Regions from separate parts of the Homo sapiens genome. Here region 1 is linked to region 2. A link is a loop called in an ENCODE intact Hi-C map of the cell type or tissue named here. Cell type or tissue: body of pancreas. All regions are shown on one strand. Each heading gives the region's core, and the rest is flanking DNA. Links, peaks and the distances in the headings are about the cores only.

Region 1 (15,634 bases), core at 4,180-12,179, 75 kb before region 2:
AATAAACAAAAACACTGCAAAGACGCCATACGGTAAGGCCATGTTGGGATAGCATGTTCCGGTGAAGACACATTCGTATGGTTGAGAGTTGAACTGCGAAATCCATAACTGCATTTTTATTTGTGCAGTCCCATACTGAAAGGGTGTAAACTTAATAGTCACAGTCATCTTCCCATTAGCCGGAATTATTCCTGAGAGGAAAGAAATGAGAAAATGTGATACCCTCTCTTCTTGCCAAGTCCAGTCACATGCTGACACACACACAAATATGGCTGACCCTCTGACAATGTGGAGATTAGGGGCACTGACTCCCCACACAATTGAAAATCCACACATAACTTTTGGCTTCCCAAAAACTTAATAGCCTACAGTTGACCAGAAGCCTTAAAGATAACATAAACAGTCAATTAACACATATTGTATATGTTATATGTATTATTTACTATAAACCAGATAAAAGAAAATGTCATTATGGAAATGATAAGGAAGAGAAAATATATTTGTTATTCATTAAGTGGAAGTGGATCATCACAAAGGTCTTCATTCTCTTTGTCTTCGTGTTGAATAGGCTGAGGAGGAGGAAGAGGAGGGATTGATCTTGCTGTCTCAAGGGTGGTAGAGGCAGAAGAGGTGGAAGAGGTGGAAGAAGAGGCAGGCACAGTCGGTTTAACTTTTACTGAAAAAAATCTGAATATAAGTGGGCTCATGAAATTCAAATCCATGCTGTTCAAGGGTCAACTGTACATTCTTCCCATGCTAAGCACAAACACAGTCTTTCTATTATCCTTATGTAGCTTTTTCATTAAATACATGTGAATCAACTTCTGCATGTTTACATTGATCTTATTTATTAATTACTATATTAATCCTTTACAATAATTATTTGATTGTGTCACTTCTACAAATATATACACATCAATCTGCATTAGCGATTCAGACATGAATTCCCAGAACTATCATCTGTAAGCAAATTACCAGATGTCAATATTAATGCTGTAAGCAACAGGAAAAGCTAGGAACGCACATACAAGTTTGTGTTCAAATAATTCAGTTCTTTCTTTGTATAATTTGATTCTTTCTTTTCAAATCTTTAGGATGGACTGTTATTCTCCCCAGAGTCAAATATCACACTGTGCCTAATTCCTCTTTTGTATCTCTGGTGCCAACAGGGCTTGGAACATAGTAAGTGCTAACAAATGTGGAGAGAAAAAGCGAAGAAAGGGAGGATCAATGTTATTTATTTATTTACTTATTGCTGTCCCCAACTAGAATGTAAACTGGAGGACGAATGTTCTGACTTCCACTGAAGGCTCTTAGGTTTGCTTTCTAGATGAGACCGTCTGCCCTTGTGCATCTGGTCCTCCCACTGTCCCTGCAGAGGCCTCGCACAGTCCCCCCAAACATGCCCTCCTTTGCATCCATTCACTTCCTGAATCTTGTGCTACCCTCCCTTCTCCCTGCGCCCAACCACATGGGCCTTTCCTTCACCCATTCATGTGCTTATTAAGTGCTTACTTAATAAGCACTTAATAAGTGTGCCAGGCACTGTTTTAGGCACTAAAGTTAGAGCAATAAACAAAACAAATCCCAGATCTCACAGTTTACATTCTAGTGGGGGACAGCAAAACATAAATAAATAAACAAATGAACATAAAATACAAAGTCAAGACATGAATACCAACAGGCAGGGGGAAGCAAGTGGGTGGAAAGGAAAGGCCCCCCTTGTGAGGAGAGGTGGGAGCAGGAGTATGAGAACGAAAGGGCCTTGGCTCTAATCCCTTTTCATTGGCTCCTGCTGGCTCTGCACTGTGCACTGGCTCAGCACTTGCAATTCCCTAGGCCTGAAGAACTCTCTCCAGATTTTCTTTTAGCTTCATCCTACTCCCGGAAATTATTGCATTTACCATCTGCCTTCTCCTAGTTAGAGTGTAAATTTTAGGAAAGCAGGCACCTGCTCATTACTGCATTCCCAGCACAATAAATTCTTGTTGAATGAGTGAATGAACCCAAACTTAAAAGCCTATATCAACCTATATATTACACCAAACTCCCTATGCCTCTCCCTCCACAGGAACCTTCAGTCAGCCCTACTGAACTCGCGTTCCCTTGATGTGTTACCTTTCAAAATTTCCCTGTCTCCCAACTAGGTATCAAGCTCATAAGGCAGACACCAGCCCCATACCTTTTATATCTTCCTGGATCCCCAGCACAGTGCTTTAGAAATAGGTCTTCGTCAATTTCCTGAGAGCAGAAGTCAAACTCTTTCAATGATACCCACTAGTGACCTTAGAATCCACTGCAGGGAGGAGGGAATCAGCAAAAGACCTTGGGTCCATCAGCCAACCTAAGACCAGCTGGATAGAAACTGTGACTCTCCATCATGTGTGGGGCTTCAATACTTTGACCACCCACTTGGTCAGAAAATAGCCCCCTTTAACCCATAAATTGACCCGGGGCTCTAAAATAAAAGCATTCTATTGCTTCTGCTCTAGCTCATTAACTTAAAAAAATAAAGACAAGCTCTGGAAGCAAGGATTAATGTTTGCCTTGACCCGGCTGATTTATTTTTAAGTGCTGCCAGCTCAGACCTAATACATAAAGCACACTGTGAAGGTGTAGTCTAGGCAACCAGAGTACACTGCTTTTTCCATTAACAGGGATGCCAGTTAACACAGGGAGCAGCAGATCGTCAAATGTTAGCAGCTGTAAAAGGCGTGCCAAGGAGTTACAGCTTACTGCTCAGCCAAAACTAACAGTGGCACAAAGGAGAGTATGTTTCATGCTTTTAAAGTGAGAAGGGCAACCCCCACCCCAAATTGCTCTCTTATGCTCCAGGCCAATTTCATCTGGTCAATTTCAGATCACCACCCTTAACATAACCAGGGGTAATGTGGAATCACAGGACATGGAGGGTGGTGAGCAGAGACAAAGAGAAGAGGAAAAAACTCAGAAATCAACTGAAGGCTAAGAACACCCTAGTTTATCAATACGATGGGTATCATAAAGAAAAAGTAACAGCACTGAAAAATAATATAGTGAAATAAATGAAGTCATGAGGAAATACCACTGTGTCTTCACTTGGACTACAATTATATAAAGCATGTGCAAAAGTATGAAAAGTTATTAAAAGGAGACAGAAAAACAAAAGCACATTACTTGTTATGGCAGTGAGGCCCAGGATGGGGAACATTAAAAAAAATTTCTTCTTTCCCATGTCCAGACAGTGTTACTACAACATTGTACTAACACTGTAAAATTATTTAATTTTAAAATAATTTTTTCTTCAAAGATCTCAAAAAGTACAGATCACTCTCCCTAAATTGTCATAGAGCCATTCGAGCCACATACTTAAGGTGTTATTGAGGCAGAAAAGAGTCTGGAGACAAGGAACCTAAGGCCGATTCACGCTGACCTCCTAGAACTAAATCAGAAAGAAAACCCCAACTCTCCACACCTAAGCAACAGAAGGACTGGAGGCTACTCCCTTTGTAAAACCCCCACATTTTCTGTGCGTTAGATGGAAAATTGAAAGTATCTCTGATTGATTGCAGAAAGCAACCAAAGCATAGGAGTCTAAGTTTGTAACTTCAGCCTCTGATTGGGGGTCACTCCTTCATTTACATAGGGTGTACATCAAGTAACCAATGGGAAACCTCTAGAGGGTATTTAAACCCCAGAAAATTCTATAACAGAGCTCTTGAGGCCCTATGCTCACCGGCTCCCACCCTGTGGAGTACGCTTTCGTTTTTCGGTAAATTTCTGCTTTTCTTGGCTCATTATTTCCTTGCTTTGTGTATTTTGTCCAATTCCTTGTTCAAAACGCCAAGAACCTGGACACCCTCTACTGGTAACATTCTAAGTATTGGTTTTAATATTCCAAGATTTAGGGTTCCTCTAGCTTGGTGACTTTGGGTAAACAACTCGATCTCTCAAAGCTAATGTTGGGAAATTAATAGCTATTTAGCTTTAAAATCATCCACATTCTAGCAATGCTTTCGATTCACTGGATTATAGAAAGGAGGGCTACCATCCCACTCACAGTGGCAACACTCCCCAGCCTCTGCTGCTGCCCAGGGAGTGTGGGCAACAGAGAGGCCCCAGGACCACACAGACCCTGACTTAGACCTTGCTTGATTATACATGAATTGTGTAACTCCGCTTGGCTACCTTAGCTGAGGCTCAGTTTTCTCATCTGTAAAATGAGACAAGGCTTAAAGGAGAAAATAATGTACAGGGTCTGGGATAGTGCTTGGTACATAGTGTGTGTCCTATAAATGTGGCCTTCTCAATCCTTATGCTAAATAAAACAAGAAACAATTTATTGTGTATTAAATTGTCTTTAAAATATCAGAAAGAAGAAATATTTCTTTGAAAAACTTACACTTGACCCGCTTGAGTTCTTACACAGGAAGAGGCAATTGCCTCATGATGCCAAATCACTGGGATGAGCGTCCCAAAGCACTAGGTCTTCCTTTTGCTCCACAAAAGTGCCAAGTGCAGGCGATCCACAGCTCAGAAGACAAGGACTCAGTGGCCTCTACAAGGTCTATTTTAAAACACAGGCCTGGACATTATCATGAAGAGGTGAAAGAGAAGCCCTGAGGGCTTTTGGATACTGTTCATGTCTAAATTTCCCAGGAAGAACAACCCCTGCTCAGCCATAGCAGATGAAGACACGTGTGGTGTGCATACTGAGACGCTAACAATCCCTAGTACTTATTTTAATCTTTTATTCCTTTCTCCCTCCCGCAAGCTTTTTTGACTGGAACTCGAAATAAGTGGTAAAATTAAGTCTTTTGGAATCTACTAACTTTCTGTTTCATCCCTGTTCATCAAATATCCAAAATGCAGACCTCAGCTGCAACACCAGACAACCTGAGGGCTGTGCCTGTACTGATGGGGGGATGTGGAGAAGGAGTCTGAGTAGAGGATGCTGGGGAGGATCCCAGGCCAGGAATTCCTTTTCCATCAAGTATATAAGCTGCTGGCCAGGAGCAATGTGTGCAGCACACAGGCATTGGTGCCTAACATCGCGGAGACAGCACCCATGGAGGGCAGGGCGACTGGAGGGGCTTCAGAGCCTGCTCTAGGAGCTGCAGGAAGTGCAGCGCACCCCCTAGCCACCCACTGCTGGAGCCCATTCACTCCATCATCTGTCCCTCACCATCTCCAAGGTCACCACCCATCCGAGCCAACCTCAGCTCCTTCCTGAGGGGGAGGCCTGTGCCCACCTTGTGCTACTCCAACCTGCATTCCCCTCAGGAGCCAAAGAGACTTTTTAAAATATGCATCAGGCCATGTCACCCTCTGCTTCAAACTCTCCAGTAGACTCCCATCCCACTCAGAACCCAATCCTAATACCCACCCTCCTCGAACCCCTGCAGGCCTCTCCAATAGGCCTTGCACACTGCTCCCCTTGCTCACACACCCTGGCCACAATGGGCTCTCGTCTTTCCCTTGAATGTGACCATTGCCGAGCCTGTTCCAGCCTTGCAGCCCTGTGTGGGTTGCTTCCTCTGCTTGAAACCCTCTTCCCAAGTCTGGTGCCTTTTTGTTAACTGGGTCTAAGCTGACATGACTTTTCCTCCAAGAAGCTCTTCTCGACCACCAAGTTGAGAGCAGTCACCTGGTCACATCACCATGTCTTATTTTTCTCACCACCATTTTTGCTCTGGACAATGTCTTTTGTTTGCAGGCCTGCCTGTCTCCCCCGACTGGCATCTCTGCTCCAACACAGCAGGGACCAGGTCTGTCTTGCTCTCTGCAGTACCCAATGCCTATACCAGTGTCTGATGCCCAGCAGGCGCTCAGTAGTTACTTATGGAATGAATGGACAGATGAAGTATGTAAGACCACAGGGAGGAGGTGAGCCCGGCAGAAACCAAGCGCAGAGCATTTCTGGCAAAAGATAGTGAAGTAAAGCTTCAGCTCAACTACCCTTCTTCAAAAATCACAAAACAATAAGGAAAAGAAGGGTAAAAATGGTAAGGAAAAAAAATCTATTAAATAGGGAAGTGGCTATAATCCTAAAGCACAAACAAAAAGCCTGACTACCAAGTCCTGTAAACTGAGACATGGGAGCATGCCGAGAACCAAGAGGTGCAGATTTCTCCTAAAGTAAGAGTCACAGCCCTGGAAAAGTCTCTAACTACTCTTTGGTTAAAGTGACAAAATGTAGGAGTCTGCCTGGGCCTTGAGCAGGGACAGAGATAAAAGAGACCAAACCCCAGCATCACAGACCAGCAGGGGAGGGGGCTGAAGAAGCAGCTAGGCTGCCACACCATGCCCACTGTCTGTGACCTTGGACCCAGTTCAGAAGGCGCTGAAAGTGACCTGGTAGGGAGGGAGGAGAGTCGTGACCACTGTACAGCAGCACACAGGACAGGTGACTCTCCTGGGAGCCACCAGCCCTTGTGACCACTGAGCAGAGATGGGAGATGTTCTCTCAGAGGGCTTGAATACACAGACTGTGGGGCTGGGTTCTCTGCATTGCAACCCCAGCTCTGCTGCTTCCCAACTTTGTGCCCTCATGCAACCTACATAACACTCCATGCCTCAGCTTCCTCATCAGCAAAGTGGACAGAATAATGGAATCTACTTCATAAGAGTTGCTGGGGTATTAAATGAGTTTATGCATCCAGTGTAGTGTCTGGCACATGGTAAGCACGATGTAAGCATTAGCTATTCAAATTATTATCCCTTCTTCCACATTATTCTTTTGCTGGTGGCAGACTGTATTCAACATTGAGTAGAGTGCTGAATAGAACACCACAGGTGCTGTGCATATAAACTGCAAAACTAAAAATTAATACTTTTTGAAGGAGGAGAGGAACAGAAAGAAAATCACATAAAGAATACACATGATGACTGGGTGCAGTGGCTCACACCTGTAATCCCAGCACTTTGGGAGGCTGACGAGGGTGGATCATGAGGTCAGAAGTTCAAGACCAGCCTGAACAATATGGTGAAACCCCATCTCTACTAAATATACAATAACAAAAAAAAATTAGCCGGGCGTGTTGGTGCACACCTGTGGTCTCAGCTACTCAGGGGGCTGAGGCAGGAGGATCGCTTGAACCTGGGAGGCAGAGGTTGCAGTGAGCCAAGATCATGCCACTGCACTCCAGCCTGGCAACAGAGCAAGACTCTGTTTCAAAAAAAAAAAATACACATGAAAAAGAGGACAACCTCAGGACACAAGTAGTTCATCAGAGTCTTAAAGAAAACAGACAGTATGCCTCATCACAGGAATAGTCACCAGAATTCAAGAAAGCAATGTAAGAACACACTCAAAGGAGACGAAAAGAGAACTGGTGGAGCTCAGGAGACACATGGAAAAAGAAAAGGAACTGTATGCTATGGTTTGGATGTTTGTCCCCTGCAAATCTCATGTTGAAATGTGGTTCCCACTGTTGGAGGTGGGGCCTGGTGGAAGGTGTTGGGTCATGTGGGTGGATGCCTTATGAATGGCTGAGCACCATCTCTTACTGATGAGTGAGTTCTTGCACTGAGTTCACATGAGAGCTGGTGGGGTTTTTTTTGTTGTTGTTGTTTCGTTTTGTTTTTTTTTTGAGACTGAGTCTCGCTCTGTTGCCCAGGCAGGAGTGCAGTGGTGCCATCTCAGCTCACTGCAAGCTCCGCCTCCCAGGTTCACGCCATTCTCCTGCCTCAGCCTCCCGGTAGCTGGGACTATAGGCGCCCGTCACTACGCCTGGCTAATTTTTTGTATTTTTAGTAGAGACAGGGTTTCACTGTGTTAGCCAGGATGGTCTCGATCTCCTGACCTCGTGATCCGCCCTCCTCGGCCTCCCAAAGTGCTGGGATTACAGGCGTAAGCCACCATGCCCGGCCAAGAGAGCTGGTGTTTAAAGAACCTGGCACCTCCCCACCTCTCTCTTGCTCCCTCTCTCACCATCTGATACCGCCTACTCTCCCTTTGCCTTCTACCATAGTTGGAAGCTTCCTGAGGCCTCACTAGGAGCAGATGCCAGCACCATGCTTCCTGTACATCCTACAGACCCAATTAAACCTCTTTTTTAAAAAATAAATTACCAAGCTTCAGATATTCCTTTATAGCAAGACACAGACTAACACAAGCACTGAGGTGGAAACATCAGCAAAGGAACAACAATAAACACACACTCATATGTATACACCACACTCATGCAAATACCACATACATGCACACACATACACACACACTGAAAACACAGGTAAGGATGTGGCAGGTAGGAATGAGAAATCCACACAAAATGAAATTATTTTAAAGCAGATAATAGATACTGAAGGCAAAGGAGAACCAACATACACACATAATTGGTATTCCTGAGGAAGAGAACAAAGCAAATAGAACATGAAAACATTCAAGGTTTTACTAGTTGAAACATTTCCCAAAATAACAAGTCATTTTTCTCCAGATCAAAAGGACATGCCATTTTCCAGGGGACAAAAATGATGCAGAACAACACCAATACATATCCTGGTGAACTGCTTAACCTCAAGACTAAAAAGAAAATTTCTGAGGGCATCCAGAATTCACCTTCAGTGGGGAACAACTCAGCCCAGCCTCCAAATTCCTAGCAAAGCCAAAGCCGGGGACGATCAGCAAGGTCTACTAAGTTCTGAGATAGACCAAGTTGGAAACCAAGACTGTTAGACCTCACCAGGTTGTCTTTCAAGATTGCAGACAGCAGAGAGACACTGTCAAACATGCGAGCATGGAGGCATGCAGCCCCAGGAGCCTCTGGTTAACAAGCCACTAGGTGACAGCATCCAGACAGCCAGAAAAACTGAAGTGAAGAATTTGTGAATGTAGGGAACATGGAATAAAGAACAGAGGTGAAATCTGTGGCTCCATTTCAATAGGAACTAAATAGCTACAGCATTCATGGTCACAAAAGAGAATATAAATGCTATAGACAACATAGAAGGGTACGACAAAGCCGGGAGTTCTAAGAGGGGAGGGAGAAAGTACATGCATGCTGTTTCCCATTTTCCATGGCCAAGATTCCAGCTGAAGGTGAGGCACACAGTTGAAGAAGACAGTGGCTCTGACCTCTTAATGCCTTCATTATCTCTTTTCTTAATTTTAGCAACAAATTTTAGGAATGAATATTGCATATACCAAGGAAGTTCACCAATTCCTTTTAGCTTCACTTGTTTTTCTTCAGTCAATATCAAGTAACATCATTTTTACATATCATATGATCCAAGTTTTCTTGTAGTTTTCCGTGTCTCTGCATCATCGTATGCCTCCAGCCTCCCTCTTTCTCCTCTTTGTACATAGGCACAGAGAGGTGTCTGCAGGGATAAATGTTCATGATATTTCTGGAGTGATGAGATTCTCGGTAATGTTTTTTCAACTTGGATTTGGTACTTTTCTTCAGTGTTTTAATATTTATATAATAAACACATTTCATTTTTTATAAAGCCATTTTTAAAGAAATATTTTTATTTGCTGAACCTCATTTCTTCTATACTTTACACCTGGAGTGGCTCTTTTTTTCCCATTGTTGCTGTTGCCTGTTTTCTGGCACAGCACCTACCCCAGACCAGTGTTGTGGGACCCGCAGAAGTGCCTGCTGTCGATCACGAAAGCCACATTCTCTTCCAGCCTCCTGGAAGACTGGCTTTCCCAGCAGGGTGAGAGGCTGAGCCAAACCATCTGACTTCTTCCTGGCCTTGCTGGAACAAGCACTTCTGTATGGGCAGTAGAGGTGTGAGGTAAGAGTTTCATTAAGATACAGGCATTGTCCTCTGGGTCAAGTTCACTGACTGCTGCTGTGGTCAACTGAGCTCAAGCAGCCCAGAATGACAGCCCATCAAATGGTCCTCTTGGACAGGGTTATAGAATTCAATGAGATGGTGCATGTGATGTGCTTAGCACAGCACCTGGCATGCGGCTAACAATTAGTAAATAGAAGCAATTATGAACATCATGCCAGCCACGCTGTGTGCAACCACTGCCACCCATCAAGGGTATATTGAGCACCAGGTAAAACTGACCATTGCTACCAATGTGACAGAAAATTGCCACCTGTCTGTCCAGCTTTTCCTGACTTCTTCAGTGTGTCATTATTAATTACCTACGTCCTCTAAAAGCTAGGGAACTCATTTGCATCTCATATATTAACTATCCCTAATTATTCTCCCTTCCTCACTATTGGGTTTGGTGCTTTGGAAAATCTTTTAAAGGTTTGATCTCTCTATTTTACCTCTGGTAAGGACTCTTTTCCAACCCTGCATATGGCCCCCAGCTGTTCCTCCATTTGCTGACCTGGAAGTTTATCATTATCAGAGGCCCTCTGCCGGTTATCTCACTAATTTCCATCACTTCTTGGAAGTGAACCTTGCCAAAGGCCTGCATGTTTTCATTTCTGTAAGCAGTCATATAGCCACTATGTGTTTTCTGAGATAAGGCTGTTCATCATGGTCTTAACTACCAGCAAGAAGCATTTTATGGGGGCCTGCGCTGTGTGCTGGAGATCTGGTCTCACCCTCCCTTTGACAATCCTGATCTGTACCCCGCACAGTTTGTGCTGGGGTTTGGGGGTCTTCTGTCTCACCTGTCCGCAGGAGTACAGTGAGGCAGGGAGGAGAAGTAGGGGAAACCTCCCCTCATTATTTTCCCTTGTGGATGTAATGGCTCTGCTCTGGAATCCCAAAGGCTGCTGGACCCTGCAGGTAGGGCTTATTATGTGATAAACTACCTCAGCCAGGGGCCAAGGGGCCTTTGGAGAAAAAAGATGCAAAAAGGAACCAGCATATGCTCCCTTTTGAAATGTAAGTGGGTGAATGCTGGTGTGTGGACAGCACAGTGGCAGGTATGGCCAAGAGTATGGCTGAGCCCAGCTGAGATGGGATGATTGGACTAGCGGCAAGTCCAGACAGGCTGCCCAGAGCAGGTGCTGCATGAAAGTGCCTTGAACCTCAACAGGCAGGGTACAGTGCGCTTGGTGTCCTTGTGCTCATGCTGGAGGATGGGGATTCATTCTTTGCTAGAAGGTGCTTCCTGCTGGATTGGTGGCCCCCAGGTAATGTCTAGAACCAAAAAGTGGTTTGAGGCCAAGGCAAGGGCAGAGGTTCTGGGTTTACTCCCAAACTGATATAAAGTTGTAAAAAATGTGCCTTTCAGAAGAAAATGCAAAATATAAAATTATTTGTAAGTGGCTTATATTTTTCTTATAATTAAAAAAAGAGAATGAACTTATTGAAACTTTATATAAGAACTCTAAGCAACAGCCCCCAAGGAACTCTTGCTTAGCCAGCCACTTAATGCTATAATTTACCATTTATATGAGTTAGATGCATTCTTCCCTAGCATTTGTGACAACAAGGGAATGTCCAGGATCACAAAATAGTGACAAGTAGACAAGTTCAACAATTTTTTTGTGGCATTTGCCTGATCTCCGATGCTAATAAGATCTTGGTCAATACTTCTCTTCAGATTTCACGGAAAAAAAAATATCTTGGCCAAAGTCGTGCATTGCTGGCTCTTCCAAAATTATCAACAGAGTGTTCTTGAAGTTTTGGTTGCATATGATTTCTTGTCAGCAGTACAGGAAGGTCATAAAATCCTTTATTCATTTTCTCCAGCCTCAGGAATATCTTGGCCCCCAACAACAGCAGGTCCAGCTTTTGACGGCTACAGAGCCCACCTGCATCTTAAGGATGGCCAGTTGAGTTAAAGTTGAGGGCATACCTTATAAATAGAATTATTAATAGCTTGATTCAAATTGTTTTTTCATTTGGCAAACTTCAGCATAAAATGCCTGGAAGGTGTGCGTAGATGATGCTTCTAGTTCCTAGAGAAGATATGGCTTCATAACCTAACAGACTAGGGATGTCCCAAGTCTTTTAGAAATAAGTTACCAAACACGTGCTTGAAACAGTGTCTACAAATACACATGCTAACTGTGTAAAATTAGCCCAGTTTCTTAGTCTATCTGAACCCAGTTTGTAAAACGGAGGCAATAATGCCTTGTGGCCAAAAAGCCATCCAAGACTGTCCAGCTGTATGGCCTCCAAGTCAAGCCAGATGCCTGGCAAGTCAGGAGACCAGTAAGCACAAAGATTGCCTGAGCTGCACTCACTCTCCATGCAGCCAAGGCTTTCTTCACTGCAGGTGGAATTCTGGAACCTCAAAAGTATAACAGCCAACAATGTACTGATACACCATCAAAGTGGGAAACCAAACCAAGAACGTTCCTGAGACTGGTGGAGCAACGATGACCTGAGATTCACAAAATAGCTACCGAGGAGGCTGAAGGGCAGAGCCCATGAGACCAGTTTGGAATGCCACATCTGCAACACCATCCACACAATGCAGGTCATTCAAACCAGCAAAAGACGGGTCCCAAAGTCCAAGAGCCCTGGCTTGCAGGGCTTCCCTCTCTCCTTCATTCTCCTCTTCTGCACTGCACTTTCCTGATTTTCTTCCTTGGTCTTTCTTTGTTCCTGGATCCACCTCCCCTTGCTATCGTCTGAGTGTCTGAGTGGCCCTCGGTCCACTTCTCTATCCACACTCACTCCCAAGGTGACCTCGTGTCCAGTCCCATGGCTGTACAAATGTATAACACCCAGTGACATCCAAGTGTATGTCCCTAGCACTCCCCTCTCTCTCAACTCCAAACTGGTATATTCAATTTAATTTCACTTAAAGGACAAATTTAAAATATTAAGTAATAAACAAAGTACCAAAACAACCACAATCTCTTACCTGATGAATCAGACAAAGTATCTCATGTATCATGCATTTGTCTGAATTATGTGGCCCTGCATTTTATAATCTGAGCACGGAGGGAAAGGCCTGCATGATTTTTTTAAGTGTGTCATACATAGTTGTCAGTCAATTCTGCTTAATGCTGTATTTTATTATCTATATAGTACCCTGATTTTGAATAGGTTGTGTTTCAAAACCCACTGGGTAAATTAATATTCTGAGTCTTAGGTCACAGTTTTTTAGAGAAGTATGGCTAGGCCATAAGCTATTGAGCTTTTCTTCCTTTTCCTGGCTACTGATGTCAGCTCATTTCAAGATCTCAAGTCCCATGTGAGTTCATTCCAACACTACGAATTCCTGGACTCCTGTCTGTACCCACCTCAGTCATACCTGTAAACCTGCACGCTGACCTGTCTAAAACGGCTCCCATCATGACTGCTCAGAAATTGTAGTGGTCCCTTCAGCCCATGGAACTTAATAGAATTATGGACCATCAGAGGGGCAGGGACCCACAGAAAGACCTACTGTGAGAATATCAACTATACTTAACATCTGAAATATTATCTTGTTTAGTATAATTTTAGTGACCATTTATTTTCCCTTCATTTTTAGGCCCACACAGCTGAAAACAATAAACCTCTTCTCTCTGAAAAGAGAATCAAGTCCTGTTTTTTGCAATATAAACAGTGGTTACCCTATATTTTACAAAATCTCAGAATGGCTCCTGGTCCTCTAGAAAATAATCTAAGTACATTTCATAATTGAGAATTAATTCACAGTTTCTGCTTTAAACACTCATTTGTTGGACAAAATATGTACTTGCAGTACTGAAAGAGTTGTAAACAAATGAATACCCGGACTTAAAACCATTTTAGCAATTGTTAAATTGTTTAAATTTAACAATTTTAAATATCTGTCCACAGTAGACCACAGTAGACCACTGTGGACAGATACTTAAATCCCAAACCTAAATATCAAGAGACAGGAACTGGGAAGCAGAGATTACTTTAGGTGTAAAATCTCACTTTCAAATGTCCTTAGCAGCCTAGTGATCTATGTCCTCTGGGGCATGCAAAAACATACTGTCTACACCACAAATGAGACAAATTCATCAGACCCTTCACTAAGATTCTGAAAGCTCTGGAAGAAAGAAGATTCCTATTTTATCTGAAATTGAATTATAAGGTGGATACAAAACCAAGGATGTACCAGGAGCCAAACTTAGCATTGGAATGGATCAATTTCTGATTTCAAGTTTCGATCATGGAAGAAACTTACCTGAACATTATTAAAAATTATCTGCATGATACAAATGATCCCAAAGTGTCGTTATTCTGACGTGTCCAATTCCATTTTACATCAGGTCAGTTATGTGTAAAATTCATCACTGATATGTGTTTGAAAATATAACGTTTGAATGCAGCTTATTCTTGTTTTTAGAACTTGAAATCTTGACACTCCTTACCTGATGTTGGCTCAATAGCAAAGGCTTGATGAGACTGAATCAAGGTGATATAAAACTCAAAATCTACAGGGCAGCTGCACTGCAAAGGAATAACATAAGTTTTGCTGCAAAACAAACAAAAAAGAAAATAAAAATATTATTTTTCTTTATAACTGGTTCTTTTGGTAGCAAGGAATGGAGACTCAAGTTACGTAATAAACAATGATGACTGCCAATGCTGATCTGGCACTTCCTGTGTGCCAGGAGTAACCCCATGCATTTCCCATGTATTAACTATTTTAATCCTATGAGGTGGTGCCGTGATTATCCCCACTTACAGAAGAGGAAACTGAGGCACAAGAGAGGGTAAGTGTTCCACACAAGGTGACATAGTTAGTGGCAGAACCATGATTTAATGTAGTCGATTGTGCTGGGTATCCATACTCCTCACCCCACTGTCCTTGCTACCTCTCGAGTACTGTTAAGTTTATTTTCCAGAGTTGCAGCGATAGGGAAAAGGCAGTCTCTACCACAGAGCTCGGCCTCACCGAACCAAGGAAAGGCCAAATAGATGGGCTTATAGAAAGCCTGGGAGACCCCTGGCCTTTCACAGAGCCTGGACGGGACAGTGTGGAAGAAACCACACTTTGGGCTGTGTTTGATTGAAATAAGCTAGGTACTCTTTATTTGGTCAGAAGTCCAGCAACCATTAGAGAACGTGGAGGAGGTCTATGTATTCAGAAATGGTCTGTCACCCCAAGACAAGGCGGACCTCTAAGCTAGCTTGAAGCTGTTGCTTACAGCACCCCAGGAGCTGTGGCAGCAGTGGCATTTCTTGGAGTGCCCCATGCTTCCCATAATGTCCTCTCCTTCAATCAGGGCAATCCAAGTCAGCCAGAGTTGACTGCCTGGGGGAGCAGAGCTCTCCAGGGTAATTCTACATCCTGTGCAGTGCTGGGGGCAGGTTATTGGGTCCCCTTGCAGCAGCAGGAAGTCAAGTGCTTCCTTTCAAGTGACCCAGCCACTCCCTGCATTCCTGATATTTTTGCACCCCTCCCTTCTCGTTAAGCCACCAGCCAGCTTCATCTTTGACTCTGTACATCTCTTCTCTACCCCATACCTTCTGAGCCCTCACCCCATCACAGCCCTCCTGCCTCGAGGCTGGCCCTGCCTCTTATCCTTTTAGCTTCTGGTCTCCCTGCCAACAGCCCATCCCCTCTCATTTTCCAGTTCATACTCCCAGGAGAACACAGTTGTAATCTGGTTTGAGCAGAGCTGCCAGACCAGCTGGGCTCTACCTTCTGGGCAGGACCCATCCGAACCCATCTGTCTGTGGACTTCTCCAATAATGACAGGCTTCCCTACCTGCCCAGTGTCTGTCTTCCCTGGAGATTCAGAGTCCTATGAAGGCAAAGACCAAGTCCATTTGGGTCTCCAGTGTATCCCAGAGTGTCGCATGGACCAAAGGC
Region 2 (15,333 bases), core at 1-8,000:
CTTCAGTGTACCTTGGAAGGATGCTTCATTATGCTATGGTCCCAATCCCTCATTTTAAAAATGAGCACACTGAGACTCTCAGAGAGAAGGGAGCTGCCCGAGATCAGCAAGTTAGTAGTAGAGCCGGGACTAGCAGCTCTACTCGCCCCACATACCCCACTTAACCCACTAAGGTTAGCACCCAGATCTCTTGATTCCCAACCATCCAGGGCTCTGTCTTTTATACCCCTTGTATTTCCTTTTTCTTTTTCTTTTTTTTTTTTCTTTTGAGACAGAGTTTCACTCTTGTTGCCCAGGCTGGAGCGCAGTGGCGCGATCTTGGCTTACTGTAACCTCCGCCTCCCAGGTTCAAGGGATTCTCCTGCCTCAGCCTCCCAAGTAGCTGGGATTACAGGCATGTGCCACCATGCTCGGCCAATTTTTTGTATTTTTAGTAGAGATGGGATTTCTCCATGTTGGTCAGGCTGGTCTGAAACTCCTGACCTCAGGTGACCTGCCTGCCTCGGCCTCCCAAAGTGCTGCGATTAGAGGCATGAACCACCGCGCCCGGCGGTCCCTTGTATTTTCAAATGTGCATTACTGCCTTACATAATCACAAGATGGTTTCCTGTGTATAAGTCGTGGTCCTTGGGTTATTTTACGGCTTCTGTAGACCTTAGATCTCACACTTCTTGGCTGAGAACTCCTGTAATAAATAGGAGTGGAACTGACCTACTTTGGTTGGAATATTTCCCAGCCTCTGGAGCCCTGCTTTCCTTCTGTTTGACTCTGGGTGGTCACACATTTGATTTTGAAATCTAAGTGTGTTCAAATAATTTTTTATTCATTTGAAGCTCCCCCTTGAGGGAGATTATAGGCATCTTCCCAATGGAGGGGGGTCAGTGAGGCCAAATTGCTTATTACCGCTCTCCCTCTACTCCATATAGGGAGGCGTCAGAAGTGACCCTTGTAAGTGAAACCCAAAAAGTGGCCGAATGGGGCAGTTTTCTGAGGCCTCCCTATAAGAAATACTGATCACAGCCCCCTCTGCGGCCCCACCCCCATACATCTCATGAGAACTTTTACCTGGAACATTACTGTAATTATTTACTAACACATCTGTCCCCCAAACCCCAATATGCACACTTTGAACTTGAACATGGAGACTCATCTTGTTCATCTTTCATCCCTAGAGTCTGTCACAGTGTAAGAAGGAGCTCAGTGAGTGTTTGTTGAATGAATGCATGGATGACTGAATGAAATCATGCTGATGCAGCAACAAATAAGGAAGAATCACCTCTTGAAAGCACTCCTTACTTGCTAAATTGTACAGAAATGTGTCAGGCTGTAGAGAAAGAGTCACTCAAGGTAGGGCTTTTTAATCCATGACATTTGGCAAACTGCCAATTTGTTAACCTTAGTGAGTTAAGTGAGGTGTGTGGGGCTGGTTTTTCCTTCAAGCAGAGTTTCTTCACACTACTGACATTTGGAGCCAGATAATTCTCTCTTCTGAGAGCTGTCCTGTGCATTGTACAATGTCTAGCAGCATCATGGACCTCTGCCCTCTAGAAGCCCATGATCACTCCAAAGCTGTGACAACAGAAAATGTATCTCTAGACATTGCCAAATTTTTTCTGGGGGTAGGAAGGGCAAAATCGCCCCTGCTTGAGAACCGTTGCCTTAAAGGTTGTCATGTTTCAGGACAGATACACAGATAGGGCTAACAATAGGTATTCATTTCACATTGGGTTTGGGGCAGTGGGGTTGGTGATACGGCATCTGAGTCAGAGGATGGAAACAGGTGTGCCTGATGAAAACCAGTTTCCAAACTGGACAAAGGACTTCTGTGGAGAATGTTTCCTTGATCTATTCCACCCTCCCTTCCCATCTTTTTCCCTCCTATCTCCATCCCTCCTCAGTTGATGGCTAAGAAATATAAAAATTCCAAGTACAGGCTCTGGCACATGGAAGCCTTCAGTACATGGTGGTCGCTGCCCTGTCCGGTCATGCATCTGGATCCAGAAGCTGACAAGCCCTGTGGCTGCACAGTGAGCAGAACCTTAGAAAGGCCTGCAAGCGTTGCCTGCAGAGCTGGTAATTACCCTGTTGCCCGGGCTGGAGTGCAATGGTGCGATTATGGCTCACTGCAGCCTTGAACTTCCTGGCTCAAGTGATCTTCCCACCTCAGCCTCCCAAGCAGCTGAAACTACAGACACCTGCCACCATCCCCATCTAATTTTTTAATTTTTTTAGAGATGGGTCTCACCATGTCTCCCAGGTTGGTCCTGAACTCCTGGGCTCAAGTGATCCTCCTGCCTTAGACTCCCAAAGTGTTGGGATTATGGGTATGAGCCACCATGCCCAGCCTGGGAGCTGATTATTGATGACTTTTCAGAGAGGGTCACTGGGGATTTTTTTTGTGTACCTGGAAAAACACTTTCTAGTTTTCTGAAGAAGTATTTGTGGATTTCTTTTGAGATTTTTATTATCCCTGAAGTTAATAAGTGAAGGATGATGAAGGCTCCTTTAATTGACTCTTATTTTCTACCAGACACTCTGCTGAGTCCCTCCTAACACTAACACTCACTTCAACAGTTATTAGCCCCATGGTGCAGATGAGGAAACTGACACTTGGATAGATGTGAAGCCATTTGCTTAAGGCCACCCAGCTGGACATGGTGACATGAGACCTTAAACCTGGAACTTCTTTTTTGTTTTTTTTTCTTTTTTTTTTCTTTGTTTTTCTTTTCTTTTTTTCTTTTTTTTTTTTTTTTTGAGACAGAGTCTCATCTCACTCTGTCACCTAGGCTGGAGTGCAGTGGCGAGATCTTGGCTCACTGCAACCTCCGTCTCCCAGGTTCAAGCGATTCTCCTGCCTCAGCCTCCTGAGTAGCTGGGACTACAGGCATGCACCACAATGTCTGGCTAATTTTTGTATTTTTTAGTAGAGATGGGGTTTCACCACATTGGCCAGGCTTGTCTTGAACTCCTGACCTCGTGATCCACCCACCTTGGCCTCCCAAAGTGCTGGGATTACAGGCGTGAGCCACCGCAGAGCTTCTTAACCAGCACATGCATCTGCTCCAAAAGAGAGGCCTGTTCCGGGTTTCTGGTGCCCAAGGAGCTGTCATAAAATTATCTCCCAAACTTCAAAATAGCATTAATTTTCATTTAAACTAATCAATTTGTGAAACATAAAAAAATACTGAGTTACACACAGCATTTATTGAGGGGCCCAGAAATGAGCATGGGGTCACAAAATCCAACAGGAGGAGATACCAGTTCCCAAACAGTTTAGGGGAGTCCACTTAGGCGGAGCGCGGTGGCCCATGCCTGTAATCCCAGAACTTTGGGAGGCCGAGGCGGGTGGATCACCTGAGATCGGGAGTTTGAGACCAGTCTGAGACCAGTCCGACCAACATGGAGAAACCCTGTCTTTACTAAAAGTACAAAAAAATTAGCTGGGCGTGGTGGCCTGTAATCTCAGCTACTCGGGAAGCTGAGGCAGGAGAATCGCTTGAACTTGGGAGGCGGAGGTTGCAGTCAGCTGAGATCATGCCATTGTACTCCAGTCTGGGCAGCAAGAGCAAAACTCCGTCTCAAAAAAAAAGGGGGAGTCCACCTGCTTTGGCATCGTCACCCTTTGGAGTTCCCGCAGAACTTCCCAACCTCACCCTGTCCTCATGATCCCCACCCAGGTTGGGAAGTCCCCAGATTTCCTACCATGACAAGGGAGGACATAGCCTCTCTTCCTGGCACCCCCTTGCTGAAAGCCTAGATTTAATATCTGGGATTCGAGCTCCACCACCAGAACAGCCTCTTGCAGTGAGCCCCAGCTTGGTCTCTGCATCCCTGCTCTTAGCAAGCTGTAGGTTCTCACCACTGACCTTCACTCAGGCTTCGGGACAACCTGCAGCTCAAGGTAAAACCACAATACTCAGATGCTATCTACTTGCTTACATTACAAACAGAAGGCTGCTCAGCATTCCTATGGACTCCTGGGGCCCACCCAGCCTCTACATTGTGCGTCTGTTCCAAGGATGGCATTTGGGGAGGGTCATCCCTGGTTCATCACGTCCCGCAGTCTTAGCCCATTGTGCTGCAGGCTCCTGAGGTTCCCAGAGTCATCTCCAGATCCTGCCATGCCCCACCCCACTTCCCTCACCTGAGGCTCTTAGGCGTGCTCCTGATGGCCACGTGTCTTTCAAATTTCTCACCTCCCGCCTCCCTCTCATGTTCAACAGATGGGCTCACCTTCCATTTCCCAAGAGTTGAGACTACCTGGATGAACTTCTAACCAACATCTTGCCCTTACAGATGTGTCTAAATTGTACCCTCTGTTCCTTTCCTTCCCGTCTGTCTTAGTCAGCTGTGTTATCATAACAAAATACCACAGACTTGGGGACTTAAACAAAAGAAATTAATCTCGCGGTTCTGGAGGTTGGAAGTGTGAGATCAAGATCCCCAAGGGTTTGGTCTCTGGTGGGGACCCTCTTCCTGGCTTGCACATGGCCACTTTGTCCTCATGTGGCATTTCCAGTGAGTGTGTGGATGCAGGGGAGGGGAGGGAAACACCTTTCTGGTATTTCTTCTTGTAAGGACACTAATCCTATAGGATCAGGGCCCTATTACTACAATGCTGTTTAACCTTAATTACCTCCTTATGGGCCCTACCTCCAAATACAGCCACCCTGGGGGTAGGGCTTCAACATATGAATTTAGTGGAGACACATTCAGTCCATAACAGCATCCAAGTGGAAGAGAGGCTGTTCCCCAGACAACAGCCTGTCCCTACTCCTACCCCTACCGACTTCCTTCCCAGGACAACACAATGACAGCCATCTCACCCAACCTTCACCCTCTTCCTCTCCGCTGACTTTTCTCATCAGCTGGTTAACTTCCCCAAGTCTATCCAGCCCAGGCAGTAAATAGCCCTCTGCTCTCTGCCCCCTGGTGGCCAGCTTCCTGTAAGACGCGTCCACCTTCATTGCCTCCACTTCACTCACTCTCACACTGCAACCTGGCTCCCACGCTCCACCCACAGAAACCAGCCTCACCAGTGCCCTTCGATTTGCCACATTCACTGGATTCTTTTTTATAATCTTTTTTAAAAAATAAAAATTGTAGACTAAGCACGGTGGCTCACTCCTGTAATCCCAGCACTTGGGGAGGCTGAGGCAGGTGGATGGCTTGAGCCTGGGAGTTCAAGACCAGCCTGGGCAACATAGGAGACCTTGTCTCTACAAAAAATTTTAAAAATTAGCTGGGTGTGGTGGTGTGTGCCTGTAGTCCCAGCTACCCAGGAGGTTGAGGCGGGAGGAATGCTTGAACCAGGGAAGTAGAGGCTGCAGTGAGCCATGATTGTGCCACTGCACTCCAGCCTGGGTGAAAGAGTGAGACTCCGTCTCAAAAAAAAAAAAGCACTTAAAGTGTACAACATGATATTTTGAAATACACAGTGAAGTGATTACTATAGTCAAGCAAATTAACATATGTTTCTTCACAAAGTTACCATTTGTGTGCATGTGTGTGTGTGTGTGGTAAGAGCACCTGAAATCTACTCTTATGGCAAAATTCCAGTGTACGATACAGTGTTATTATTATTGTTATTACTTTTGAGACAGAATTTCGCTCTTTTTGCCCAGCCCAGAGTGCAATGGTGCGATCTCAGCTCACTGCAACCTCTGCCTCCCGGGTTCAAGAGGTTCAAGTGATCCTCCCGCCTCAGCCTCCCGAGTAGCTGGGATTAGAGGCATGCGCCACCATGCCTGGCTAATTGTGTATTTTTAGTGGGGACGCGGTTCCACCATGTTGGCCAGGCTGGTCTTGAACTTCCGACCTCAGGTGATCAGCCCACCTCAGCCTCCCCAAGTGCTGGGATTATAGGCGTGAACCACCACACCCGGCCCGATACAGTATTATTAACTATAGTCTTCATGCTGTACATTAGATCTCTAGACTTATTCATCCTGGTGTAACTGCAACTTCATACCCTTTGACCTATATCTCTCCATTCCCACCCCCTCCCAGGCCCTGGCAACCACCATTCAACTCCCTGCTGCTTTGTATTCAACTTTGTAATATTCCACATATAAGTAAGATCATGCAGTATTTTTCTTTCTGTGACCAGCTTATTTCACTTAGCACCATGTCTTTCAAGTTTATTCATGTTGTCACTAATGATAGGATCTCCTTTTTTAAAGCTGACTGGCATTCCATTGTATATATGCAGCATGTTTCTTCATCCATTCATCTGTTGAGAGACACGTAAGTTGCTCCCACATCTTGGCAATGGTGAATAGTGCTTCAGTGAGCATGGGGGCACAGGTACCTCTACGAGGTGCTGATTTCATTTCCTTTGGGTTTATGACCAGAAGTGTGATTCCTGAATCATATGTTAGTTCTATTTTGAATTTTTTTGAGGAAGCTCCATGCTGTCTTTCATAATGGCTAAGCCAGTTTACATTTCTTCCAATAGTATGTAAGAGTCTCCTTTTCTCCACATCATTGTTAGCACTTGTTCTCACCCCACATTAGCCCCCCTAACAGGTGTGAGATGATGGCTCATTGCGGCTTTGATTTGCATTTCCTTCATGATTGGTGATGTTGAGCAGCTTTTCATTTACCTGTTGGCCATTTGTATGCACTAGATACTTTCCAGTCCGGATCCTACCAAGGGTCATCCATGCAGTTTTTGAGAGAGAAGAGATACTATGAATAGTTACACTGAGACACTAGGAAATACCCAACACATCTTAGAGGCATGCAGTGCTGGGCACCTCCTTCCTTTCCATCTTGCCAGCAACATGGCTCAGGCCAACGTGGTTCTGAGTCTGACCGCCTCAGAATCAGGGAAGATGATGGTGGAACTCAGTCAGAAGCTAGAGTCCTGGGAACCATGGGGGGACCACTTGTGCAAGTTCTAAAATCCAAGGCTGTAGAACCTGGGATTCTGATGTTCAAGGACAGGAGAAGGGTGTCCCAGTTCCAGGAAAGAGAGAGAAAGAGAGAGAGTAAGTTAGTGAATTTACCTTTCTCTGCCTTTTTTGTTGTATTCAGTGCCCAGCCGATTGGATGGTGCCTGCCCACGTTGAAGCAGATCTTCCTCACTCAGTCTACCAACTCCTGAGCCAATCTCCTCCAGAAACACCCAGAAATAGTGTTTTACCAACTATGCAGTTAGCCCTTAATCCAGTCAAGTTGACACTGAAAAGTAATTATTTCAAAGACAATCCTCACGTCTTGCTTAAATGGTAGAGCCATCTCCTAGGGGTTCTTTACTACTACTCTGACCCCATCCTCCTTCCTTCTCATAATGGCAGACTTGGCAATGCCACTCCCATTTAAAATTCCTCACAGCACTTACATTGGGCCCTCTGGCCATTGACTTCTCTGGCCCCTGTTGGAGACCATGAGCTTCAAGGACAGAATCTATGTCCCATTCACCTTCATGTCACCAGTGATGGGCAGACTGCTAAGCATATAGTAGGTGCCCAATAAATGTTTGCTAAAATTTTGAGTTTTGAATAGGTTATATAATGATGAGTTTCCTGTTTTTATTTCTCATTGTATAAATTAGACTATTACTTTCCTTTCCCCCCTTGAAGCGATATCTTTCCAGTCTCTGGTTGTTAGGCAAGTAATTATAAAGTGTGAGAAGAGAGATGATGTTGAGTCTCTTTACCTTATTCAGATTTTTTTTTTCTTTTGAGACAGAGTCTAGCTCTGTTGCCAGGCTGGAGTGCAGTGGCATGATGTTGGCTCACTGCAACCTCTGCCTCCCGGGTTCAAGAGATTCTCCTGCCTCAGCTTCCTGAGTGGCTGGGATTACAGGCATGCGCCACCACGCTTGGCTGATTTTTTTGTATTTTTAGTAGAGACGGGGTTTCTCCATGTTGGTCAGGCTGGTCTCAAACTCCCGACCTCAGGTGATCCACCTGCCTTGGCCTCCCAAAGTGCTAGGATTGCAGCCGTGAGCCACTGCACCCAGCCTTTATTCAGAATTTAAAAGATTTTTATTATATCTCCTCCCAGATTTTGCCATCTTGACTTAAGAGTCCAAAATTAAACTCCAAAATAGCTAACAGAACCCACTTGACATATTTTCTCTCTTATTTGTGTCTTCTTTGTTATTCTTTCTCTCTGCAGACTGGATTTTTCTGTTGCTTTCTACAGGATAGTATATGGATGCTCCATAGCCTCCAAGTTTGCATGCTTTGGAAATGGGAGAGATTGGCTTTCTCCCCATGCCAACACCAAATATCCAAGGAAGGCAGATTGTCTCACACCTGGTTAGGTTTTCTCCTTTGGTCTAATCAGTGGGATAGGATCACACAGCATAAACCACCCAGCCTAGACATGAAAGGGTTCTTCCCAGGGGGCAGTTGTTGGTTCAGGGGCTAAGCAGACACCTCAAAACATGTCTACCATCTGGAAAAATAACCCAAAGAAAGAGATGGTGGAAGTTCATCATAGAATTGTCAAGCAAGAGGTGAACTTATACACCACAGTGGGACCAACCACGACTATGTGTTGAGTGAGACAAAGGGTGATACACCCTGCAGAGACACTGTTAGACATGCAGTGACTCACACAGTTTACAACTTAAGCACTTCTTCTTTAAAAAATTACCATAGTTTTATGTAGCAAAACCAAAACTCAATGTAAAATTATGGGATACTAAAAAGTGGAATTTACCCAGAAAAGCAATGGATGGGCACCAGTTCCATGGTTCTGCAAAAGACCCTAGAAAAGATTCAGTTCAGAAAATCAAAGGGCTCCTTGAAGAACACCCCAGAGAAGACAGTAGGCAATGTTACAGAAAGCCGTTCTCTTCAGAACCTTGAAGTACAGCTCTGATGTGTAATTAATGAGGTGAAGGCCTGTGAATTTTGTGATCAACAAGAAAAAAGAAAGTGGATTTAAAATTCTAGGAAAAGACAAAAGTTATACAAAACGTTTGTGGTCTAAATATTTTAAAATCCAAACTTTGACATGATTTTAGCAATATTTCCAAAACTCCATGTAATGATGACTTAGACTCAGGCTCTGAAACCAAAAAGGAAAGAATATGTAATGTATGTTTTTGTTTAGTTAATAAAAATAATAAAATAATATAGAAAAGTACCATTTAGTGATTTTTCTCTGACAATCTCTTATTAAATTTTTGAGGAATTTTTTTAAATATGCTTAGGGCATTCAGTTTAAGATGACAGATTGACCACATATATTTATCTGCTCTGTCTCTGGAAACACTTTTAAAATGACAGTAAAGGAATAGAAAAGGTATAAACCCATACAAAGAGAACAAAACAAGAGACAGAGATGAAGCAGAAATTTCCAGAAATCTTTGGAAAATGAAAAGTGATGAAGTGATAGCTGTATGGAAAGAATAACCTCAATGCCTGTAGCAGGCAGAGGAGAAACTGTCAAGTCATCCTGTGGCACCCTGGAAAGGCCCCAGACACTGAGGAGAGTCCACTCATAGACCCCAGCAGTGGGCTCCCTCTTGGCCTGGTTATGTTACAGTGAAGGCCACCAGGCAAGAAGCTGTTTAGGTCCACAGTGTTTCCAAGGACTATGTTACTGTCTCAAGCTTAGATCGTACATTGAGGAGGGCCTCCAATGTGGAAGCAAACAATCATGAGAAAAGTGCCTCAAGGAAACAGATCATGTAGACAAGAGGAGACAAACTTAAGACGTACAACTAATATTTGGAAATCCTTTGTGAAAATGATGCCTGAGCCACAAAACTAGAAAAGGATGCTATAGAAAAGGAATCATCTCAGAGTAAGAAAGGATTCTTGGAAGTTAAATGTATGAAACAAAACATTCATAAAAAAACTCTACAGATAATGTCAAGGAAATCTTTTATAAAGAAAATCACAAAGGCTGGGCACGGTGGCTCACGCCTGTAATCCCAGCATTTTGGGAGGCTGAGGAGGGTTGATCACCTGAGGTCAGGAGTTGGAGACCAGCCTGACCAACAAGGTGAAACCCCGTCTCTACTAAAAATACAAAAATTAGCTGGGCTTGGTGGCACGCACCTGTAATCCCAGCTACTCGGGAGGCTGAGGCAGGAGAATCAGTTGAGCCTGGGAGGCAGAGGATGCAGTGAGCTGAGATTGCGCCACTGCACTCCAGCCTGGGAAATAGAGCGGGACTCCATCTCAAAAAGAAAGAAGAAGAAGGAGAAGGAGAAGGAGAAGGAGAAGGAGAAGGAGAAGGAGAAGGAGAAGGAGAAGGGGAAGGGGAAGGGGAAGGGGAAGGGGAAGGGGAAGAGGAAGAGGAAGAAGATCACGAAGACAAAATGGTAGAATAGTAGAGAAAGATGAAAAGATTGGAGAATCAGTGCACCTCGTCCGATACTCTGCTAGTGGGAATTCCAGAGAGACAGCATAAAGATGAAGGGAGGAAATAATAAATTAAAAACATAATATTTTTTAAATTCCCAGAAATGAAGAACACAAGTCTTCAGATTGAAATGCTGACTGAGTATCCAATCAATAAATTTAAAAACAACCATTTCCTCAAGAAATTTCAAAATACCTAAGAACAAAGAAAAATCTTACATATATCTAGGGACAAAACAAAAAAGTTGTATACAAAAGATTTGGAATCAGAATTGGATTTCTTATTAACAATACAAGAAGAGGAGAAATGCCTTCAAAATTTGGAAGGAAAATTATTTCAGCCTAGTATTTTCTACCCAAATTGTTAATTAGTTTAATAATTAATCAAATTAATAAAAATATTTTCACTTCTGCAAAGATTCAAAAATTTACCCCCATGTACTTTTTCTTAGGAGGTTACTAGAGAATTCTGTGCTTTTGCAAAATGAGAGCAAACCAAGGAAAAAGCCATGATACCTAGGAAATGAGACCCCAGCCAGGAGACAGGGAGAGGGCACCCCAAACCACAGCCAGATAGCAGGCCTGGGTGGAGCAAGAGGAAGGAGAACTCTGAGACAGAAATATCCGGAGGAAAAACCAATAGGACTGTGGATAGATGTGTAACAGAGCTGTGGGAGCACTTGGAAAAATTAGCCATATGTACATGGAAAACTAATCCAATGAAAAAACAATAATGATAGACCTCAGGAAAAACAAAATGTACAAGAAAGACACATAATCATTTTACATGATTTGACTCAGCAGCGAACAATATTTCCTAGTCAAAATAAGTCATTATAAATGTAGACCATTCTTCACTAAAAATGAAATGAAGATTAGTATATGTAATATATGAGGAGAGAAGTATATGTAGGGAGATTTTAAAACATCTCATCTTTCTCTTCCCTAATAGGAAGTTTGACTGTCTCAAATTTAAAAACCAAGAAATAACAACAGTAAAAGAATATAATTTTTTTTTTTTGAGACGGAGATCTCAAAGAGATTGCTCTTTCACCCAAGCTGGAGTGCAGTGGCGCTATCTGGGCTCACTGCAAGCTCTGCCTCCCAAGTTCACACCATTCTCCTGCCTCAGCCTCCCAAGTAGCCAGGACTACAGGTGCTCGCCATCACGCCTGGCTAATTTTTTTTTTTTGTATTTTTAGTAGAGACGGGGTTTCACCGCGGTAGCCAGGATGGTCTCCATCTCTTGACCTTGTGATCTGCCCGCCTCAGCCTCCCAAAGTGCTGGGATTACAGGCGTGAGCCACCATGCCCAGCCAAGAATATAATTTTAAAACATGGAGACAAAAATGAAAATAAACAACTAAAAGGAGTTGAAAATGGTTGCCTGGAGAGCAGGTAAAGGTTATGGAAGGGAAATACTATTTGTCATTATACTCTTTGGTACTAGTACAAATTTAAAAAAAAGGCTCAGTGTGGTTATACAAACTCAATTTTAAAAATTTAAAGGGATTTAAAAAAAATGAATAGCTCTTGTTTTGAGGAAAATTTTACATAAAGTTCAGCAATTCTTTCATCTTCATTTGTCCCTCCTGTGAATTACAACTAAAATGTATTTAATACTTTTAAATTTAATGAATATATACAATATGTGTACATATACACATGCATATAGCTACTAAATGTCAGCCTCTCCCCCTCTTCTCTAGGTTGATGTAGATAGCAAAAGGGCTTGTTTCTCATCTCCCACATCTTCTGGGTGGTTGCTCCAAGGAGCCACATGCTCTTCCCAGGCGCTCCCAGCAACCCTGGGGACCCCAGTCCCTCTTTGCCGGTCACCACCTGGAAACATGGACTCAGTCCTCTCAGCAGAATGACATTCCTGTCTCACAGACACTGGTGGACACCACACATTTCTTTAGTTGGCATACCCCCTCCCCCCACATTATCTTGGCTTGTTACATTTTAGAGGAAGGATCAAGGGCAAAACAAATGTGAGATGCTCCACTTCACAACCATAAGTGGGAGTTGAACAATGAGAACACATGGACACAGGGTGAGGAACATAATACACGGGGCCTGTCAGGGGGTAGGGGGCTGGGGGAGGGATAGCATTAAGGAGAAATTCCTAATGTAGATGACAGGTTGATGGGTGCAGCAAACCAACATGGCACATGTATACCTATGTAACAAACCTGCATGTTGTGCACATGTACCCTAGAACTTAAAGTAAAATAAAAAAAAAAAGGAAATTCTGATACGTGTTGCTACATAGATTAACCCTGAAAATGTGCTGAGCGAAACAAGCGAGGTGCAATGAAACCAATACTGTGTGATTCATTTATGTGAGGTATCTAGAATAGGCAAATTCTTAGAGTCAGAAAGTAGAATAGAGGTTACCAGGGGCTGGGGAAATGGGGGGATGTGGAGTTATTGCTAAATGATGAGTTCAGAGCTTCTGTTCGGGGTAATGGAAATGGATACTGGGGATGGTTGCACAACATTGTGAGTATACCTAATACCACTGAATTGCACACATTAAATGGTTAAAATGGTAAATTTTATGTTATGTATATTTTACCACAGTTAAAAAAAAGAATTGTTGGATGAGAAGAAAAAGTTAAACTATCCTCCATTGTTGCTGTTTCTATAGTCCAAAGGAAAATCGCCAAGGAAGTTGAACTCTTCTTGCACAGGGCTTCCCATCATAGATATGTTATCCCATTTCTAACCTTGCTCTGTTGCTCTCAAGAGAGTCCTCTTTGCCAGAGGACTTTCAACTCTTACAGTGGAAATTGACATCTACTTTTGGGAAACCTCATTCACTATTCACACACATTGATACCGCCCTGGAGTTTATTTCCTACCCTGTATCAGTCAGCTAGGCGGCATAACAATTGCACACATCTCAGTGGCATGCAGCAATAAGTGTTTATTTCCCTCTTGGCATTTACAGTTGAGCTAGGGTGTGATTGATCCAGGCTGGGCTCTCCCGGCTTGGCTCCATCCCCTGGGTTAGGTTCAGTCTTCTACACCTGTCATTCATTCTAAGATGAGCAAGCTACCCCAGGTTCTGAAATGCAGGTAAGCATTTCAAACCTCTGCTCACATCAAATCACTAACGTCCCATTGACCATGGTCACACGGCCAAGGCCAAGCAAAGAAGTACACCTCGCCCACCATGATAGGAGTCATATGTATGTATAAACCCCATAGGGCGTTGAGACCAGTACTTGTAACTACAGCATACTTCTTTCCTGTCCTTGGCAGTAAATTTCCTAAGTCTGAGTTACTTCCTGTATATTAACATCAAGAGGACGCAATGGATGTACAACATGATGACTAAAGTTAATAACAATGTATTGTGTTTTTGAAAATTGCTTAGAGAGTAGATTTTAAGTGTTTTCACCGCACACACAAAAGTGAAATAATGCCTATGTTAATTAGCTCAATAAGAGCCTTTCTACAGTGTATACATATTTCAAAACAACATGTGCATAATAAATCTATACAGTTTTTATTTATCAATGAAAAAAATTAATTTAGGCCAGGCACAGTGGCTCACACCTGTAATCCCAGCACTTTGGGAGGCTGAGGCAGGAGGGTCACTTGAGCCTCATAAGTTCAAAACCAGCCTGAGCAACATGGCAAAACCTTGTCTCTACCAAAAAAATACAAAATTAGCTGAGTGTGGTGGTATGCGCCTGTAGTCCCAGCTACTCAAGAGGCTGAGATGGGAGGATGGCTTGAGCCTGGGAGGTCGAGGCTGCAGTGAGCTATGATTGTATCACTACACTTCAGCCTGGGCAACAGAGCGAGATTGCCAAAAAAAAAAAAAAAAAAAAAAAAAGAAGAAGAAGAAGAAGAAAAAGAAAGAAAGAAAAAGAAAATTTTTAGAAAAGAGAATATGATGGAATGTGGAGGTTCAGAAGCAAACTCCAGGATAAGTTTAGTCCTCTTAGTCCAGCAGAACAATCAGCCTTAGGGCTGTTACTCCCATCCCCATGGTTGAATATGGTTCACCGCAATATCCACACGTAGAAGAGGGAGGCACGTCCCTTTCCTTCAAGGGCATGAGACAGAATTTGCACATGTGTTTTTCACTCCAATCCATTGCTAGAATCTAATCTCATGGGCACGCCTTAGTTGCAAGGAAATTGGAAACTGTAGTGTCTAAGTGGGTAACCAATTGCCTAGTTAAGTTTTGATTATACTAGAGAAAGGGAAGAATATTTACTGGGGAAACAGTCTCTGCCAAAAGAGACGGGTGGTAAGAGTGAGAATGAGCCAGCACTTTGGGAGGCCGAGATGGGCAGATCACGAGGTCAAGAGATCAAGATCATCCTGGCCAATGTGGTGAAACTCCATCTCTACTAAAAATACAAAAATTAGTTGGGCGTGGTGGCTGGTGCCTGTAATCCCACCTACTTGGGAGGCAGAGGCAGGAGAGTCGCTTGAACCTGGGAGGCAGAGGTTGCAGTGAGCCAAGATCGTGCCACTGCATCATTCTAGCCTGGGCGACAGAGCCAGACTCTGCCTCAAAAAAAAAAAAAGAAAAAAAAAAAAAAAAGAACGAGAAAGAGGAAATGGAATGCGGACTTTCATTTCATATATGACACCCATAGCAAATTTGGCTCTTAGTTCAGAAACCTTGATTTAAAGAAATAATTTCTTTCTTTAAACTAATAACTGCTGCTGAGTCCCCAGCCTACCTTACTAGTGACAGCCAGGGGACGAGTTCTTCCCCTATTCCCCTGACAAATGGCAGCTCTGTTGACATGTTCACTTAGTGATAGCAGGGCTACACACACATTGGTTGTCTACCTTCCTCTGCATATTTAAACATTATTTTAAAAGGTTTAAAAGATAATTTTCATAATATTTTCATGCATTTTCTTCCAGATTTTTCTCTGAAAAATTAGTACATTTAACATAATTACAATCATACTGTACATATAAGTTTGTCTTGATTTTCCTGTTTAACATCACGGTATTACTGTTG

The links. Peaks named below come from ENCODE experiments on the same cell type or tissue, not always from the same donor. Only the 100,000 strongest peaks of a DNase experiment are listed, where the experiment ranks them.
Region 1: it touches region 2 in a loop (2.2-fold over the local background); 4 of 110 quality-filtered maps call a loop at or near these places.

The regions. Positions count from the first base shown.
Region 1 is chr2:119,585,775-119,601,408 of GRCh38, reverse strand. CFAP221 (cilia and flagella associated protein 221) reads right to left here. Exons shown (of 24, transcript NM_001271049.2): 7 at 14,187-14,290; 8 at 32-191. Among named protein-coding and RNA genes, the nearest start is that of CFAP221, 49 kb to the right of the region's middle. In body of pancreas, for the core only: a CTCF peak has its summit at 8,776 (motif pointing right); no DNase peak of the experiment used is centred there; H3K27ac peaks cover 735 bases.
Region 2 is chr2:119,507,232-119,522,564 of GRCh38, reverse strand. All of the region lies in intron 1 of SCTR (secretin receptor), which reads left to right. Among named protein-coding and RNA genes, the nearest start is that of SCTR, 9.6 kb to the left of the region's middle. In body of pancreas, for the core only: a CTCF peak has its summit at 4,936 (motif pointing left); a DNase peak (open chromatin) is centred at 4,944; H3K27ac peaks cover 5,339 bases; H3K27me3 peaks cover 148 bases.